2 separate regions of the Homo sapiens genome follow, and region 1 is linked to region 2. The links are chromatin contacts, found by Hi-C or POLR2A ChIA-PET in ENCODE. All regions are on one chromosome and are shown on one strand. The core of a region is the stretch at or near the end of the contact, and the rest is flanking DNA. Distances in the headings are between cores, read along the strand shown.

What was found. A loop is a pair of places that touch in the nucleus more often than their neighbours do. ChIA-PET counts read pairs that join two places held with the same protein, here RNA polymerase II (POLR2A). Pooled maps may share reads with other maps.
Region 1: a loop to region 2 is called in a map of breast epithelium, with 8 times the contacts of the local background. The contact joins the promoter of YY1AP1 here to the promoter of PYGO2-AS1 in region 2. A Hi-C loop is called at or near these places in 1 of 168 maps with a recorded cell type or tissue (breast epithelium) and 9 of 50 pooled maps. POLR2A ChIA-PET finds 5 or more read pairs at or near these places in 1 of 52 experiments (activated CD4-positive, alpha-beta T cell).

Annotation. Positions count from the first base shown.
Region 1 is chr1:155,686,441-155,690,182 of GRCh38, reverse strand. It overlaps YY1AP1 (YY1 associated protein 1), which reads left to right and starts at 1,409. Exons shown (of 11, transcript NM_139119.3): 1 at 1,409-1,524; 2 at 1,982-2,112. DAP3 (death associated protein 3) reads right to left here and starts at 1,092. Exons shown (of 13, transcript NM_004632.4): 1 at 1,009-1,092. It also overlaps the pseudogene LOC124904430. RefSeq lists enhancers at 944-993, 1,369-2,003 and a silencer at 1,484-1,533.
Region 2 is chr1:154,960,182-154,963,506 of GRCh38, reverse strand. PYGO2-AS1 (PYGO2 and SHC1 antisense RNA 1) reads right to left here and starts at 1,969. Exons shown (of 1, transcript NR_171036.1): 1 at 884-1,969. PYGO2 (pygopus family PHD finger 2) reads left to right here and starts at 1,725. Exons shown (of 3, transcript NM_138300.4): 1 at 1,725-2,033; 2 at 2,481-2,530. The coding sequence starts at 1,931. It overlaps SHC1 (SHC adaptor protein 1), which reads left to right. Exons shown (of 12, transcript NM_001130040.2): 12 at 1-1,209. RefSeq lists enhancers at 638-1,377, 1,378-2,118 and silencers at 1,260-1,669, 1,720-2,179.

The sequences.
Region 1 (3,742 bases), core at 160-2,659, 730 kb before region 2:
TACTCTTTAAAAATTTTGTAAAAGGCATAAATTTGAAAAATATATCCTCATTAATCTAAATCAAGTCATTGATACAACTATTTAACAAGACGCCCGGCCTGCTTTGTTTTATTAACGACTTGGAGGGACAGAACACTACCCATTACACCCACAAACGTTATCGACATCAACAGAACTGTAAATGACAACACGGCAATACTCTGCACCTTCCCTATGCCTAGGAGCTAATTCCACTTTACATATATTATTATTTCGTGTGTGTGTGTGTGTGTGTGACGGAGTCTCGCTTTGTCGCCAGGCTGGAGTGCAGTGGCGCGATCTCGGCTCACTGCAACTTCCGCCGCCCGGGTTCAAGCAATTCTCCTGCCTCAGCCTCCCGAGTAGCTGGGGCTACAGGCGCCCGCCACCACGGCCGGCTAATATTTGTATTTTTAGTAGAGACGGGGTTTCACCATGTTGGCCAGGATTGTCTCGATCTCTTCACCTTGTCATCCACCTGCCTCGGCCTCCCAAAGTGCTGGGATTACAGGCGTGAGCCACCGCGCCCAGCCCTATCTTATTATTTCACACACCAACCCTGGAGGCATGTTTGGAGTTGCCTAATTTTTATGTACACTTTTTGATAAGGAACTAACAAAAATAACTTGCTGAAGACAAGGGAAACTGAGTCCAGAACTGAATGAGAAGCACATGGTTTCTTCATCCTCCATCACCAGGCTGTCTAACGAGGCTGAAGTACCATCCATGAGTAAGTGCGTCAAGGGCAAACAAACATCATCGCATATGGACAGTGGTGTGAAATTCGAGAAATCCGAGGAGGGTTAACAACAACAAAAAGCACACCACCACGCCGAACTTCCTCGGGTCCCAGGTTGGCAACTCAACGCCCGGGAGGAATCCCCCCCGGAGGCGCGCCGGTCTACCGGCCTCACTCCCTACCTCCTGGAGGTCCGGAGTCCCGCTCCTTTCCCTCAGCGGTACAATACCCGTGTCGGTCCATTCCCTCACCGTGAGTCGAGGACTAGTTCTCCAGACTAGGCGACCGACACACGCTGCCTGGGGCCGGCTCCAAAGCGCCCGTCCTGAGACTGCAAAAAAGGGTCGGGTCATCCGGCAGGAAACGACTCAACGCGCAGCCGCCGCGGCCTCCAACCACCGGCCGGCAGAGGGGCGCTAGGCCGCCCTCGATCCCCTCGCCGCGGTCCCATGGAGGAGGAGGCGAGCCGCAGCGCCGCGGCGACGAACCCAGGGAGGTAGGTTGTCATGGGACTCGGCCGGCCACCCTGGCAATTCCAGTCAAACGGCAAGCCAGACTCGCTTTGCCGGTCCCTTCCTCTCCTGCCCCTGCAGCCGCCAGGAATGGAACAGTCCCGCGGTGGGGACTGTGGGAGGCGCACGCGCGAGGAGTGTAGGGTGGGGGTGCTGGCGGCGGCTGCTTTGGCGGCGGTTGGTGGCCGTGCGGGCGGGGAGGGAGGGGGAGGAGAGAAGAGGAGGTGGAGAAGGCTTGGGCTCGCGCCGCTGAAGGTACGCGTGAGGGCCTGCGCTGGAGCCGGCTTGACAGGGTCTGAGGGGGAGTGGAGAACTGGGCGAGGAGGTTCCCGTGGGTGAGCGCGTACGGGATGGCTGGCTCGCAGGACGGCCGAAGGTGGTGGTTGGTGGGAGCAGCCAGCGACGAGCCCGTAGACACTCGTACGCGTGCGGGCTGACGTGCGCGCTACATGGCCGGAGTCGGGCGAAGCGGGGGACCGTGGGGAAGAACGCGAGGAGGGAGGAGTGGGAGGTTGGGGGTGTCGCTAGGCGCCCTTAGCTCCCTCCCTCTGGAGGAGCTGCCGCGGCCACTCTGCTGCCGCCGCTGCCGCCGCCATTTTGGGTTCGCTTTGCGAGGGGAAACGATCCCAGTGTCGGTTGCGGGATCCGCCTCCTCTCAGTTTGCCCCTTTAGCCCTCCACCTTTCCCTTCTCCTCTCTCGCATTTCCGCCAGTCGGCTTACCCGCTGGCCGCCTCCTGACAAGCGGGAGGGATCCGCGGTGGACCCAGGGAAGCGGAGGAGCCTGGCGGCCACCCCCTCTTCCTCACTTCCCTGTACTCTCATCGCTCTCGGCCTCCGACACGGTGAGTAGAACGATTTGGGCCGGCATTCGGGCCTAAGCACTCTCTCAGCGATTGAATCCTGGGCTTTCTGGGAGCCACTGTCATCTCCCGGACCTGGACCTCTGGGAGAGCAGTGGTGAAGATGGGGGAGGGGAGAGCAGGGAGGGGGATCCTGAGCCTACCGGGAAGTCCCTCCAGGCGGGGTGAAGGGGTGTCCCTGACAGGCAGACTCCCGGAGGGGGCTGGGAAGTAAGCGAGTGGAGGCGGAGTCGGCTGTGCCCCTGACAGGTTAGTTTGTGTTTGTAGGCATGATCGGAGCCTCCCCCATAGTCCAGTTTGTGTGTGTTTAATTAAGGGATAAGAGTGGTCGAGGACACGATCTTGAGAGGGGATTTTACCTGTGTGACAAGGTCTGTGGTGTCCCTGCCGCGTTGAACGGTATGTGGGAACGACAGGATGATCTCAGTGTTGTACGTTTAATAAATGTCACTGGTTAGTTTGTACATGGAAAGAGATGTTTTTGGTCTAGCAGACAGATGGTCTGTTGGTGTGTAGCGGCTGTGTTGGTGTGTGTATGTGAGGATGGCAAGTGTTTCCGTAAGAGTTTGCCTTTATTTGTGTAAGTGTAATGGAGTTCCCCTTATAAGTTAGCTTATTTCTTGAATAAATGTTGGGAGGTTCCTTGCAGGTTGATATGTGTGTGTATTTTAGGGATTGGGAGCCCCTAGTTACTTGTTGGGAAAGAGCGGCAATGGTAGTGTTCTGTACAGCATGTGTCTGTGAGGTCAGGGAGGGGAGAAACTTGGCATAGCCAGTTGTGGTCTTAAGAATAGTTTGTGCCTTTGGTTAGAGTGAGTTGTGTAAATGTGAAGGGCCAAAATATCTTTAACAGAATCATTGCTACAAAGCTGTAAAGAATGGGTGGCCTTATTTGTTGTCGCGGGTTTATAGTAATAGTTTACAATACAATAAGAAAGCTCTTTCAGTTTCTTTGTGATACTGAATCTCTGTGAAAATGGTAGGATGCTTTCTTCCATTTTACAAAATAGGAAATTTAGGCATAAGGAGAGAACTTCTCCAAGGCCGCATGTTAAATTGGTGACAAAGTTGGAACTGTAACTCCCATATTTTCACTACTACTGCAGCAGTATATTCAGCATACCATGGTGCCTCAGGAAGTCTTTGTCGGCAAATCTGAGTATGCTGGAAAGATAGGAGCACATAAGACTGGTTGGCTTGTATTTGGGGGAGACCGATTGTGTCAGATATGTATGTGGAACGTAGCTGTCCTTGCCGAGTCTGACCTGTATGAAATGCATATCCATGGCTATATTATTTTGGATTTATGGAGGAAGCAGAGCATTTCTGACACTTAAGGTTGTATGCGTGAGGGAGAAGGCTTTCACAGCTTAACTTGTACCAGAGCAGCTGCATGGGTGCTGACAGCTTAACTTGAAATCTGTGGGAGGAAGGATCCTTTTTCACTCATTCAACAAATATAACCATTCAATGAATGGTCCATGCCTTGAGGTGAGGATCATCAAGGTGTCTCTGTAAATAGCCTGGATGCAATCTGAGGGGAGTTGTTTTGACGGTGGTAGGTATTAAGTTGAGGGAGGCAGTGTGGAATTAAAACCAGAGAACTGTTTTT
Region 2 (3,325 bases), core at 720-3,219:
CATGGAAAATGTCCTGTGGTGACAGGCCCAGTGGAACAGTCACCCTTCTGGGCAAGGGGGAACAAATCACACCTCTGGGCTTCAGGGTATCCCAGACCCCTCTCAACACCCGCCCCCCCCATGTTTAAACTTTGTGCCTTTGACCATCTCTTAGGTCTAATGATATTTTATGCAAACAGTTCTTGGACCCCTGAATTCAATGACAGGGATGCCAACACCTTCTTGGCTTCTGGGACCTGTGTTCTTGCTGAGCACCCTCTCCGGTTTGGGTTGGGATAACAGAGGCAGGAGTGGCAGCTGTCCCCTCTCCCTGGGGATATGCAACCCTTAGAGATTGCCCCAGAGCCCCACTCCCGGCCAGGCGGGAGATGGACCCCTCCCTTGCTCAGTGCCTCCTGGCCGGGGCCCCTCACCCCAAGGGGTCTGTATATACATTTCATAAGGCCTGCCCTCCCATGTTGCATGCCTATGTACTCTACGCCAAAGTGCAGCCCTTCCTCCTGAAGCCTCTGCCCTGCCTCCCTTTCTGGGAGGGCGGGGTGGGGGTGACTGAATTTGGGCCTCTTGTACAGTTAACTCTCCCAGGTGGATTTTGTGGAGGTGAGAAAAGGGGCATTGAGACTATAAAGCAGTAGACAATCCCCACATACCATCTGTAGAGTTGGAACTGCATTCTTTTAAAGTTTTATATGCATATATTTTAGGGCTGTAGACTTACTTTCCTATTTTCTTTTCCATTGCTTATTCTTGAGCACAAAATGATAATCAATTATTACATTTATACATCACCTTTTTGACTTTTCCAAGCCCTTTTACAGCTCTTGGCATTTTCCTCGCCTAGGCCTGTGAGGTAACTGGGATCGCACCTTTTATACCAGAGACCTGAGGCAGATGAAATTTATTTCCATCTAGGACTAGAAAAACTTGGGTCTCTTACCGCGAGACTGAGAGGCAGAAGTCAGCCCGAATGCCTGTCAGTTTCATGGAGGGGAAACGCAAAACCTGCAGTTCCTGAGTACCTTCTACAGGCCCGGCCCAGCCTAGGCCCGGGGTGGCCACACCACAGCAAGCCGGCCCCCCCTCTTTTGGCCTTGTGGATAAGGGAGAGTTGACCGTTTTCATCCTGGCCTCCTTTTGCTGTTTGGATGTTTCCACGGGTCTCACTTATACCAAAGGGAAAACTCTTCATTAAAGTCCGTATTTCTTCTACCTCTGCCTCTTAACCCTTCTGGGAAGCCTATTGTGTACGCCGCGGGCCCTCAGCGGCAGACGGGGAGGCGGGAGGTCGCGGCCGCCCAGGGAAGCTGGGGGTCTGCAGAGTTTGGGTGCGGCAGAGTGGGGCGTTTCGCGCCACCGTCCCCATGGGGATGTCGTGTCCGCAGAGGGGGCTGGCTCCGGGTGGGTCGAGGCGGGAGCCGGGCCTGCCCGGCGCCCCAGCACCGGCCCCCGGGCTACCTGGGCCTCCCGGGTGCGCCTTCGGCTCGCGCGCGCCCCTCCGCGGCGGCTCCACCGCCCGGGATGGTACGGTCCGGCAGCCGGGCCGCGCGCTGCCGCCCCTCGGTGAGCTGGTGTGGGCCGCCGCTAGCGGAGACGACCCTTTCCACTCGCGTGGTGCCGTGGTAAGCCTCGTCCCTCGCCCGCCGCCTGTTTTCAGGCGTAGCGTCTCGTCCGGTCCTTGCTCCCCCTCCCCGCAGCGCTCAGTGGTGGTGGCCGCGACGAGTTCCGGTTCCGGTTGCTGCCGCCGCTGGCGGGCGGCGAGTCTGGAGAGAGCGCGCAGTTTGCGCGGCGGCTCGGCGCTTCCCTGTCGTCGCACTTTGTGGTTGCTGCAGCTCGGGGGCCTGGGCTGCCCCTGACACCCCTTCTGGGCGATGGTGCAGCCCAAGGGCGCCTCCATCCCCCGCCGCTGCCGCTAACCCGGGTCCCCCACTCCATGGCCGCCTCGGCGCCGCCCCCACCGGACAAGCTGGAGGGAGGTGGCGGCCCCGCACCGCCCCCTGCGCCGCCCAGCACCGGGAGGAAGCAGGGCAAGGCCGGTGAGCGCGCTGCGAGGGGCGGGGGCTGAAGAGGCCCAGGACTTGGGAACCTCAGAGGGGAGGGATGGTGGGCGGGGGGTGTTTCACAGTCTGAAGGCTTGAAGGGAGGCTCAGGTGAAAAGGATGGGTGGGTGTAATCCTCCAGGGGTTGGGGGCAGGTGTCACACATTGAGGACTCTAGGGTTTGGAGCCACATGGAATTCAGTACTCACTTGGAGCTTGAGGATATCGAAAGATGGGATATCTTTCATTTAAAGGAAGACGTAGCTGAGAGTATGATCATCTTCACAATCTATTTTTCATATTGCACCCCTTGTTAGCATTTGTTGAATAAATAAGCAAGTATGTATTGACGTTAAAGGAGTTCCTCAGAGCATGGCTGAGAGAAAAGAGGTTGGGGAAACCTCAGGGAAACTTGTCTGCGTCTTCCTTTTGCCGCTCTTCCAGGTCTGCAAATGAAGAGTCCAGAAAAGAAGCGAAGGAAGTCAAATACTCAGGTGAATGGTGGTTGGTGGTGGGTTTGGTTCCCAGCAGCCCCTTGGCGGCACACTGTCTACTCTGCCATTCCAGTATCTGTTTGTATCTTGTATCAGCTGCAGGGAGGAGAGAGAAAACTGTCTTTCTTGCTTTGCTTCTTGTTCTTTCGCTGAACCTTATAACAAGTTTAGGGGAAAGTATCCTCTCCTAAGAGATGATTCGACCAAAGTTCTTACCACGCAGGGTTCCAGTCTCCTCCATGTTTCCTGTCCTGGTTTCCTCCTGATGATAACGTAACACCTACCACTTACTGATCCTTTTTTTAGTGCCAGGGATTGCGCTAACATGCTTTAACAGTTTGGGGAGATAGGCATTATCCCTATTTTACAGATGAGAAATCTGGGGGTTAAAAATGTTAAATACATGCTCCACAGTCTTGAGGTTGTTTTTCAGGGTCAGAGCTGGGATTCCATCCTAGTTCTGCCTGTTTTTAAAACATAGTTACTGCACTATGTTGGTTCCACTCTCCACCCTCTTTTTCTTGTCTTTTTTTTTTTCTTTTTTCTTTTCTTTTCTTTTCTTTTTTTTTTTTTGTAGTAACAGAGACTTGCTGTGTTACTACTCAAACTCATGGGCTCAAGGGATCCTCCTGCCTCGGCTTCCCAAAATGTTAGCATTACAGGTGTGACCCACTGTGCCTGGCCTGTGGTCCATTTTTTTTTTTTTTTTTTTGAGACGGAGTCTTGCTCTGTTGCCCAGGCTGGAGTGCAGTGGTATGGTCTTGGCTCACTGCAAGCTCCGCCTCCTGGGTTCAC